Linked DNA regions of Homo sapiens: region 1 is linked to region 2. Evidence: chromatin contacts called from ENCODE POLR2A ChIA-PET data. All regions are on one chromosome and are shown on one strand. The core of a region is the stretch at or near the end of the contact, and the rest is flanking DNA. Distances in the headings are between cores, read along the strand shown.

Region 1 (6,021 bases), core at 1,205-3,704, 180 kb after region 2:
AACTTTACAGAGGAGCAATCTGCAGACACTTTCTTAACTAAGTGACCAATAACGGGACAAACTGACATGTCCCTCCTGATCCGATGTACTAAGGACACCCTATTTCTTCTGTGACATTCCCACCAAAAATACGACAGCTTAAATCCAACCATGAGGATGTAAACTGAGGTCCACTCTACAAAGCAACTGACCTGTATTTTTCAACATTTCGAGGTCAAGAAAGACAGATAATCTATTCTTGATTAAAGAAAACTTAAGAGATAGCACATCTAAATGAAATGGAATCCTTGGATTCTGGACCAGAAAAAAACAATAGTGGGTTAATTGTCAAAATCTTAGTAACATTTATGGATTACATAATCTTATCAATACTGATTTCTTGATCTTGGTCATTATATTATAGTTGTGTAAGAGAATTTCTTTTAGGAAATATATTTTGAAGTAAAGGGGCATCATGTCTAAAATTTATTCACAGATGTTTAAAAAGAAATAGTATTCTTTGTATGTGTAGAGAGAGAATGAATAATTTTTAAATTTTAAGTATGGCAAAATGTTAACATTTGGGGGATCTGAAGGAAGGGTATATGATATTCTTTGTACTGTATTTTACAATTGTTTTACAAATATGAATGCTTTTCAAAATAAGAAAAGAAAATCAGGCAAACATTGAGCACATTTTGATTCATGGCCAGGCATGGTGGCTCATGCCTATAATCCCAGCACTTTGGGAGGCCGAGGTGGGCGGATGCCAGGAGTTTGAGACCAGCCTGGCCAACATGGCAAAACCCCATTTCTACTAAAAATACAAAAAAAAAAAAATTTAGCCGGGCATAGTGGCACATGCCTGTAATCCCAGCTACTCAGGAGGCTGAGGCACAAGAATTGCTTTAACCAGGGAGGTGGAGGTTGCATGAGCTGAGATCACGCTACTGTGCTCCACTGTGAGCAACCAATGAAACTCTGTTTCAAAAAGAAAAAAAAGAAAAAGAAAAAAAAATCAAAAAAACATTTTGATTCATGGTTACCACAGGGAAGGGATGAACTTGGGAAAGGGAGAAGCTGACGGAGGTCTGCAAAGGTATTGGTCATGTGTATTTCATAAAATTAATTTTATTTGTATTCTTTAAGGAGTAAATAAACGTTCTAGGAACTCATTTATAGAAAAAGTAGAAAACAAGTATTTGCCACATTAAGCAGGTGCCCAGTGCAATGCAAGCTCTCTGGGCTTTGGTGGAGATCAGGGAAGGATTCTTGAGGAGATATCGAGTGAGAAGAATTCTGAGTAAGAATCGTGAAGGAGTCCTGTAGGCAGGAGAAAGACCAAATTAAAGGGCTGTGGCTTAAAGGAAGATGTTGCATAAGGGGTACTTGAAGGTGGTCCCTGGGCCTTTGACCCAGGCAGTAAGAGGACACTGGAGTTCGAAACTCCTAGATCCAAGGTGTTCCATGCTAGCAATGGGACATTTTAATATGTCTCCATATTTCCCTCAGCAAACTGGATAATTCAGAAAAAATCTAATGCACAATCTAATATGACTCACCACAACTAGAAAAAAATATTTAGAAATGGTAGAAATGTTCAACAGCTAAAAATTCCAATGAGAAATGATAGGTTGTGCATTTTAAAAAATAAAGAAATCATGGGCCTAGAATGCAATTTTCCTCACAATCACATTTCATGAAAGGCAATAATTAAAATGGTTAGTTTTAAAAAGTCCCTGAACCTGTTACATTTTCTCAGAAGCATTGGACCGAAATGCCTGGGCTCTTGTTTCCAAGGCTAGGTAATATTCAAAGCCCTTCAGTTAAAAAAAAAGGAGGATAATGCCATACTGCTCCCCTTTTACTACAATATTTGCAATGCATTACCCTTTCAAAATTGACAAGTTATGGTTAGAACATTTTTTAAAAACCATACATATGCATATACATCTATCCATCCATCTAACCAAGAATCATTTATGAAGCTATTATAAAACTCTCTGTCTGGAAGCAATGAGATAATAACTAAATAATTACAATAAAAATTAATTAAGGTATTCAAGAAGTGTTATGGAAATACAGAAGAGGAAGAGACTAAGTCTGCCTGTGGACTCAGAAGAGGGTAACAGAAGAGGGGCAAATTAGTTGGGTCTTGAAAGGCAAGCAGGAGCCGAACAAGAAGAGAAAAAAGGAAGTGTCCTCTGGGTAGCTGGTGGCACGGGCCTGAGTGGCATCCTTGGGTAATGCCCAGAAGCTTGAGTGGCTGAAGTGTGGCAAAGGTTGGAGGAAAGAGAATACTAGAAAGTGAAGCTAGATGCCAGAAAGGTAGGCTGAAACCAAGTGAGATGTAATCCTCTGAGGGCAATAATCAAGAACATTAGCAGCATTCTGGCAGGGCTATATCATGATCAAAGCTGTGTGTTCACAAGATGCAGGCAGAATGGAGGGTGGATAGTTGCCTGGGGAGAGACAGGAAGACAACTAGTGAGAAGGCTGGAAGGAAACCACAAGGACATTGCAAAACACTGTCTGGGGAAGAAATACTGAGTGACTTACATAAATCACTAAGGTCAGGGAGCTGTCTGAAATATTTAGGAGGTAGCCTTGCCAGTACTTGGAGCATGAACTGATGTGGAGTGGCCAGGGGTGGAAATAATTGAGCATGGTTTTAGTTTGAGATTTCCTGGATCCACTGAGGTATACAACTCAGGAAATAAGAAAAGCAGATTTATGAAGCAAGAAACTGTGTTAGATCTGGATCCTGTTGAGTTTGAAGTAATTGAGGAACTTCAGGACAGAGATATCAATGGGCAGAGCTCAGAGATGTGTGAAAGGGTGAAATCACCTAGGGGGGGTTTTGTGGGGAAGGCAGAGAGAAGGGGGTCTAAGATTAGATCCCTTGTACATCCTAACATTAAAAGCCCATTTTTCCTCAAATTGTTCCATGGATTGAAAATATATTGAATAATACTTGATCCACTCTTCTGTGACCAGATATATAGTGAATCTCTGTTTATTGATGAATCAAAGATGTCTTTTTGAATCAAATGCCTGTGTTAAATGGTTCAGACTATCTTTCAGAGTAGTGATGATTGAGTCCCCATACACAACTTATAGTCAGCTTGTCAGGCCCCGTACATAGAGCACGTGGTTCTTCCCACAGGCTCCTCAGTACACAGTACTAGGGAATATATGGAGAAAGAAGTACAGAGCCTTGTAGGTCTGAGATCCGTCATGGATGAAATGTATTCTCACCTAAACAAAATGATGAGGCCTGGTCAGAGACAAAGCCCTACACAGACCTCGCCTGCACACCCAGACCAGGCCCCACTAGTCACCTTTCGTGACAGTCTAGGGTCTACTGAATCACAGTGAGATCATTCTGAGATGTTCACGCCCAGGCACAGGAGCACAGAGGCAACTGGACAGCACTCTCCTTGGCCCGATGACCACTGTAATAATGAACACGGATGTAGCTTCAAAACTCTGAAGCATGTTATCACTTGATCCTTGAGATGGTTTGGATCTATGTCCCCACCCAATTCTCATATCAAATTGTAACCCCCAGTGTTGGAGGTGGGGCCTCGTGGGAAGTGATTGCATCATGGGATCGGTTTCTCATGGTTTAACACCATCCGCCCTGGTACTGTGGTCATGATAGTGAGTCTCACAGGGATATGGTTGTTTAAAAGTGTGTAGTGCCCCCTCCCTCTCTCTCCTTCTCCTGCTCCTGCCATGTAAGACGCCCCACTTCCCCTTTGCCTTCCTCCATGATTAAAAGCTCCCCAAGGTCTCCCCAGAAGCAGATGCCACCATGCTTCCTGTATAGCCTGTGGAACTGTATGTGAGCCAATTAAACCTCTTTTCTTTACAAAGTACCCAGTCTCAGGTATTTCTTTATAGCAGTGGGAGAACAGACTAACACAATCCTCATAAGAATTTTGTGTCTACTAATTTTACAAGGATAAAAGCTAAGGTCTATTAACTTAATCAAAGCCACATAAGCAGAGGGTTAGATTTAAGAACTGTCTCTGGTATTCTATAAAAGATAGTTCCTTCCGCTTTGTTTTAGGATCAGAAAGCAGTGCCTCGGGAAGAGTTAGTCCTTTTAATCTTTTAATGCACTTTCTGAGCATTTTTATAATAGGCCCCACAAAGATGTCCACACCCTAATCCACAGAACCTATAAATATACTCATTTCCATGGAAAAGGGGACTTTGCAAATATGATTAAGATGGAAGACCTGCAGATGGGAGATTGTCCTGGATTATCTAGGTGGCCCAATCCAATCACCAGTCCTTCAGTGGGAGAGGAAAGCAGAAGCGTGGGTCCGAGGGGCGCAACATGTGAAGAACTTGAGCCATCACCACTGGCTTTGAAGATGAAGGAAGGAGGCCAGGTTTAAGCAATGTGGGGGCCTCTAGAAGCTGGCAATAGACCTCAGTTTGTATCCAGCAAGAAAATGGGGACCTCGGCCCTACAGTCTCAAGGAACTGAATTCTGCCAACAGCCCAAGTAAGCATGAGACAAATTTTCCTCTAGAGCTCCACAAAGGGTCACAGCCTTGCTGATACCTTGATTTTAGCCTGGTGAGACCCTCACCAGACTTCTCACCTACACTACGGTAGGATAATACACAGATGCTGTTTAAGCGCTAAGTTTATATAGTCTGTTATTGCAGCAACAGAAATCTATTAAGATCCTTTGTATCTCTGCAAAGTCACAGCAGCCCAGACCCAGTCAAATTCTGATCATTGAGGGCACTGAGACAGCACATGCAGTAATTCTGATCACTAGACTTTTGGCATAATGTCAGCTTACGAAAACAGCTCAGGCCCAGGGGCACAAGTGGGCCTTTCCCTGTGCTCATGAACTAGAGGAACACATTTTCAACTGGCTGCCAAGCATAGGTCACATTTTTGAAACACCTGGACAGAGTCTCAGCAAACAACAGGTGTCACAGACATCACATATTCAAGAAGTAAACCAGGCGTGTGTGCCCAGGTTAAGCGAATGTGTACTATTTAAACATCTTTAAAGGTAGTGCTCTATTGGGTTTAAGGCTCATTCACTTTTACTGGACAGCCCCATGGAAATATATTCTAGATTTCCATCTTATGATATGAAATTACGTGTATTACAGATGGTGCACTGGGCTGAAGGAGAAAATACCCTGGGTTTGAGTCCTCCCGTGGCATTGCTCTGTGACCCTGACCACATCCATTTAAACCTCCTTGTGACTCAGTTTCCTTCTATTTTATTTTATTTATTTATTTATTTATTTTGAGATGGAATCTTGCCCTGTTGCCCAGGCTGGGGTGCAGTGGCACAATCTCGGCTCACTGCAAACTCTGCCTCCCAGGTTCAAATGATTTTCCTCCCTCAGCTTCCTGAGTAGCTGGAGTTTCAGGTGTGTACCACCACAGTTGGCTAACTTTTGTATTTTTAGTAGAGACAGGGTTTTGTCATGTTGGCCAGGCTGGTCTCAAACTCCTGGCCTCAAGTAATCCACCTGCCTCGGCCTCCCATAGTGCTGGGATTACAGGCATGAGCCACCATGCCCGGCCTCTTTATCTATTTTAGACTAGATTTTCTTTCAGGTCTAAATGTTTATGACTGTACAATCTCAAGAAATGTAGCACAGTTTTTCTTTTTTAATTAACAATATATATTTCATGTGGAGTTGGTATACAGAAATGCCAGCAGAAAGAATTTTTAGGACAGAATATACCTTAAATCACTTCAGACAAATTAAAAATGTAAATATTCAACATTAGCTCAAAAGTGTGTCAAAGCATGTTTTTGTGAAGAGACAAATGCTTCAAATAAATATAGCAAAAGTTGTTACCAGCAGGTGGTAGGAATGTGGGTGATTACTAGTTTTTTCTTCATTATTTTCTATATTTTGAACTATTATTGTAATAAAACTCACAAAAGCTTAGAAAATACAGATGTAAGGCCAGGAGAGGTGGCTCACACCTGTAATCCCAGCACTTTGGGAGGCTGAGGCGGGTGGATCACTTGAGGTCGGGAGTTTG
Region 2 (5,466 bases), core at 219-2,718:
TGCCACGTACACCATCATTTCATTTTCCCCAGTAGCCTTGTGAAGTAGCATGGCACAGTGTTAGGAAGCAGGGCTGCACATGTTAGGGGGCTCTGAGTTACTGTGCAGGTGGTGTGGTCAGTAAAAGAGGATCTTTCAGGACAAGAACCCACATCTTGGGATGATCACTTTGCATTGGAACTCCGGTAAGCTGCAGGCAGCTCAATCTCAGCAACTGAGTAGTTCCCAGAACTGTCCATATTCTCATGTGAAAAAGCTCATGGCTTTCATGAGGCTTCCAGGAAACACATGAGAATGAGAAAGATTAAAACAGTTAACAACAGTAAGAATATTAATTTTTTTAAAAATCATATATCTACAGAAAATGCATCTTCCAGATGGGCTTTGTCAACCAGTTGACCCTTTGGCCAACCAATAGCAGTAAATATTGTGTAATGTGGTCATGGTTTTTGCTTAACTGTTTTTCACTTTCTGTCCTGAATTTGTGGGGGAAAAATTAAAGAGCACTAAACGCATATGGAAGAGTGAAAGAATGTCAGGCAGGTAGTTTCACTGATGTTCCTTTAATTGGTTTTTAAATGATTAATGTGCACAGTGTGGGAGACAGAAAGACAGCACCCACTAGATGTCCTGAATGTTCTAATCCTGCCAATATGCCACCTTACCTGGTAAGTAGGACTTAGCAGATGTGATTAAGTTAAGGACCATGAAATGGGGAGATTATCCTGGATTTTCCAAATGAGCACAGTGTCATCACAAAAGTCCTTATAAGAGGAAGGCAGAGTCATAAGAGAAATGATACAGAAGCCGAGGTCAGAGTGATGGGATTGTTGGGAAGGCTCAAAAGCCAAGAAATGTGGGCAGCCTCTGGAAGCTGGAAAAGGAGATGAACTGGAACCTTCCCTAGAACCTCCTGAAGGTTCGTCACCCTGCTGCAAGCTCGATTTTAGCCCTGTGAGTCATTTCAGACTTCGTACCACCAAAACAGCAAGATAACAATTGCATACTGTTTTAAGCTGCTAAATGGTGATAATGTGTGAAAGCAGCCATAGAAAACGTCTACAAAAGCTGTGATATTGTGAATCTCAGGCATCCCATCAGCAGGCTGCACTAGTCAGACCTTCACTTTATGGTTAGAAATTAAATTTTTTCACTGAAACTTCTTTGTCTAAAGTTGTTTGTAACGTAAGCTAACATGTATATAGTAATTGACCATGAGCCCAATGACTTTCTATGTGTTAGAGCAGAATGGTGAAGCTTCAGGCTGTGGAGTCACATGGTCTGGTTTGATTTCTCTCACTTATTATGTGCCCTTGGTAAAGTTACTTGACTTCTCTGAGCCACAGTTTTCTCATCCATCAAATAGGGAGGTAATAATAGTGCCAACTTCTTGGAATTACTGTGGGGATTAAGGGAGATGATGTGTGCATGGAATTTAGCTTGAGGCTTGGCACACAGCAGGAGTCTTGGAAGTCTGCCAGGGCAAGGCTTGTTCCCTGTCATGTTTAGAGATGACGGGATCCAAGCTCCCTTAAGTTCAGGCATGTTATAAGCCATGGAATTGGCTCAGGCTCTAGTTCTCTGTTCTCTTCCTTATGACATGAAATGCTGCCATTCATTGGTAAAGCTATTTAACACAATCTCTTCACTAGTCAGTGAAATAAAAGAAAAAAAATTATTCACTGAAAAAGAAAAGAAGACAAGATATATCCCAGCACTAAAAGCATCTTTTTTTTAAATTTAAATTTTAATTTTTTTAGTTGAGATGGAGTCTTGCTCTGTTGCCAGGATGGAGTGCAGTGAGTGGCATGATCTCAGCTTACCACAATCTCCGACTCCCTGGTTCAAGCGAGTCTCCTGCCTCAGCCTCCCGAGTAGCTGGGATTACAGGCACGTGCCACCACGCCCAGCTAATTTTTGTATTTTTAGTAGAGACGGGGTTTCACCATGTTGGCCAGGATGGTCTTGATCTCCTGACCTTGTGATCCGCCTGCCTTGGCCTCCCAAAGTGCTGGGATTACAGGCGTGAGCCACTATACCCGGCCAGCATTCCATTTTTTTTAAAAGGTCACTCCTGTCCTGAAATACATGAATTTGCAACGTACTCCTGGAACAACTGCCAATTAATATAGTTTAGAAATATTGGTAAGTACATACCTGCCAAGGCATGTCCTTAGTCTGATGAGGTCTAGAGAGAGTGTTTTTCACTGCACGGTTATCTGAACATTTACCCACCTTTCTTAGGAACCGCTGGGGGCAGTGGAGGGCTAGCTCTTACCTCATCTGAGAAATCCGGATTCTGAGAGTGGTGCAGAACTGCTGTGTAGGCGGCTGAGGTGAAGAGGGGCCCTCCAGGTTTTCCATAAATACACTGTTTGAAAAGTTATGAGTTGAACAATTATGAGTGTCTGAAATTATCCCTGGGTGAAAAAAAAGTCCATAACTCTTCAGTACCAACCCTGGGACAATGGCAAACTTTGTGATAACTTGCCAGGCTAAGCTGGCATCTAATTAACCTTGAACTTCTTTGGCCTACTACCCTGCATTTATTATACAATGAAAGCTGCTGAAGATAATTTGATGGCTTTCATTCATCATATAGTTAATACGCCAGGGCCAAATACCTGTGGGACAGGAATAATACAGGGTGGCCACAGGAGAACAGAAAATTCCAGGCAGAGGTTTCACATGCCTAGCAAAAAGGATACTGTTGAAATAGCTGCAAAAGTCAGTGGCCAATAAGACCCTAAAAAATGAGATGCGGGCCAAGCTGGTTAAGACCAACTGTACCCAGCATGGTGCTGGATTTGACCTAGGTTTCTCCTAGGACCTCATTATATGCTCATTGACATACTAAATCACACTCCCCCCAGTACCTGGGCAGTTCTAAAGTTTCTTTAGAAATCTTCATGAATATAAAGAAACCCATAAAGGTAGAAGCCCTAAACCTTTTTGCAGATGACTATCTCTCTTGAGTACACCCACACTCTTCTTTCCTGAGTGTGTTCTTTTTGCTTTGCAGTAAATCTCTGTACTTTCACTATTTTCTGAGTCATCCTTGAAATCCTTCTCATGACAGTGTCAAGAGCCTATTCACCGGCTGGGGCTGGGATCCCAAATACACTGTTGAAGAAGTTATGAATTGAACAATTATGAGGGTCTGAAATTATCCCTGAGTGAAAATAAAAGGCCATAACTCTTCAGTTACCAACCCCAGGAAAATAACAATGACTCAGACAATGACCTGGGACAACGGTCAGTGTTTGCGGACCTCCCCTAGCCTATGGGTATCACCTGGACCAATCTGACTCTTGATTTACATGGAATAAGGGCTAACTTGTTTAAGACTGATTCCTTTAGAATGGCTTCCTGAACAGGCCTTGATATGGTCAGGCTTTTCTCCCCACCCGAATCTCATCTTGAATTATAATCCCGACATGCCAAGGAGAGGAAGTGACTGGATCCTGGGGCCGCTTCCCCCATGCTGTTCTCATGACAGTGAATGAATTCTCAAGCAATCTGATAGTTTTATAAATGGCAGTTTTTCCTGCACTCACACATGCTCTCTCTCTCTCACCTGCCACCATGTAAGACATGCCTCTTTCCCTTCCACCATGACTGTAAGTTTGCTGAGGCCTCCTCAGCCATGCAGAAACTGTGAGTCTATTAAATCTCTTTTCTTTATAAATTACCCAGTCTCGGGTAGTATCTTTATAGCAGTGTGAGAATGGAGTGATACAGGCCCCATGGAACCAGCTCTGGTCTAGAGTTAAGGTCTTGTGCAACCACAAGGCTTGGATGGACCCCAGCTCCTGATACGCCAGCTTCCAGGATAGGGCTGGTTACCATCTCCACCACAGCATGCTACTATTCTGTCCAGCCCCAAATCAGGCCAGGGCTGTGATATGGCACTTCCTTATAACTTATAAGCCCCCTTTGTCCAAAGCTCAGGACCCCTCTTCTGGAGTCTGACAGTTAGCTTTGCTGTATCTCTGTGTGGTATTTTAGAATGCAGTGAAGCAAGGGACGCACATGTGATTGTTATTCTTTTCTAGAATTTTCCTCACAAAAACACTGCTCTACAGGCCAAACGTGCTTGCCATCTGATCATTGCCTCTGTTTGCCTGACAATTATATTTCACTTGAATTTTTCTCTCCTGATGCTAACACTATTTTGGAGTTGGGTGCCAGTGGATGCTGACAGTGGCTCAAGACCTTCTTTTTTTTTTTAAAAAAAAAAAAAAAGACTCTTTTTTATATTTACCTGAATTAATTGCTTGATTAATTCAATCACTCAAATTGATTATTGTTCTTCTGAATAATGCTACAAATTAGAGGACTCAATTTGTACCAGGCAGAGTGCTTTAAGAGACTACCACAGAGAATGGTGGGGGTTAGTTAGAAATTAGTTTTGTCCTCTACTACCTCATTCCTTTGATTTGCCGAAGCTGGTAAGATTGGCAGCAGGCCCACTACAAATAATTTCCCCCTCATTTTTTATGGGTTACTTTATGTTGTTTGAAATCCCTAAAATAAAAACCACATACTATATATCAAATATGAACTCTAAAAAATGCCATCCCGTTGCAGCTTTGTAGAGTGAAACACCACAGTTCCTACAAACCTCATAGTTTTATGGATCTTACTAAATCATGTGATCAGCAACCGGGACTGACTTCCCAGAGCCATTTTTCCAGTTCCTCAGGCACTTGGCCACGTGCACCTTCCATAATGTGAGCATCCCACGGGTCCCCCACATTAGCTATTGGGCCAGTATGCGGCAGTTCTGCGTAGACCATACGAGGGCCGGCTGGGGTGTTCTGTTTTAAATCAAGCACGCCGAATCGAGAGGCAGGCTAATCTTTGAAAAAGGCAACATTTTCCACAGGGGAGTCTTGGCATTTATTTCACATGAGAATGGTTTCCTTTTTTCCCAAGTCGTGAAAAGCTAAAAGAGCTATGAGAGAGGAATTTCTAATAGATCTAGTTAATGAGGACTGTTAAATCAGGTATGTTTCAGATCTAAAACAAATGTATTAAATTACTGCTCTTTCAACCACACTCACATAAAAAGCCCTGCAATGGTGGAAAGAATCCCTGCACCTGCCTTCCCACTTTATGCTGGGTCCCTTTGCTGACTTGGCTCACCTTCAGGGGCTTGGCACTTTCTTCATCTGAATTTTTGAATTCAATGCACACAGTTATATTCCGTGCCTGAAATTACGGAGAGAAAAAATGGAAATTGTAATTTCCTATCAAATAACATAAAAAACCCAAGTGCCTAAAATAAGTAGCTTCTAATTAATCCAAAAAATGTAAAATACCCAACATTTTCTTGTGACATTATCCATAATCTTTTGAAATAACAGAAGGATCTGGAGAGTGTACTTAAAAGGGAAGTAAAAAGCTCATATTGAAAGGGGGCAGGCATGCTATTTTTAGAATATCTTAAGAAACTAAAAAAAA

What was found. ChIA-PET counts read pairs that join two places held with the same protein, here RNA polymerase II (POLR2A).
Region 1: POLR2A ChIA-PET joins it to region 2 with 19 read pairs in OCI-LY7. The contact joins two enhancer-like sites. POLR2A ChIA-PET finds 5 or more read pairs at or near these places in 2 of 52 experiments (H1 and OCI-LY7).

Annotation. Positions count from the first base shown.
Region 1 is chr2:225,023,922-225,029,942 of GRCh38, forward strand. The region is part of intron 1 of DOCK10 (dedicator of cytokinesis 10); the gene reads right to left. Among named protein-coding and RNA genes, the nearest start is that of DOCK10, 16 kb to the right of the region's middle. Within about 2 kb of position 2,455, at least 5 of the 41 ENCODE cell types and tissues checked have a DNase peak (open chromatin) inside an H3K27ac peak, as active enhancers do.
Region 2 is chr2:224,847,229-224,852,694 of GRCh38, forward strand. It overlaps DOCK10 (dedicator of cytokinesis 10), which reads right to left. Exons shown (of 56, transcript NM_014689.3): 18 at 5,149-5,214; 19 at 2,279-2,371. Among named protein-coding and RNA genes, the nearest start is that of CCDC195, 130 kb to the left of the region's middle. Within about 2 kb of position 1,469, at least 3 of the 41 ENCODE cell types and tissues checked have a DNase peak (open chromatin) inside an H3K27ac peak, as active enhancers do.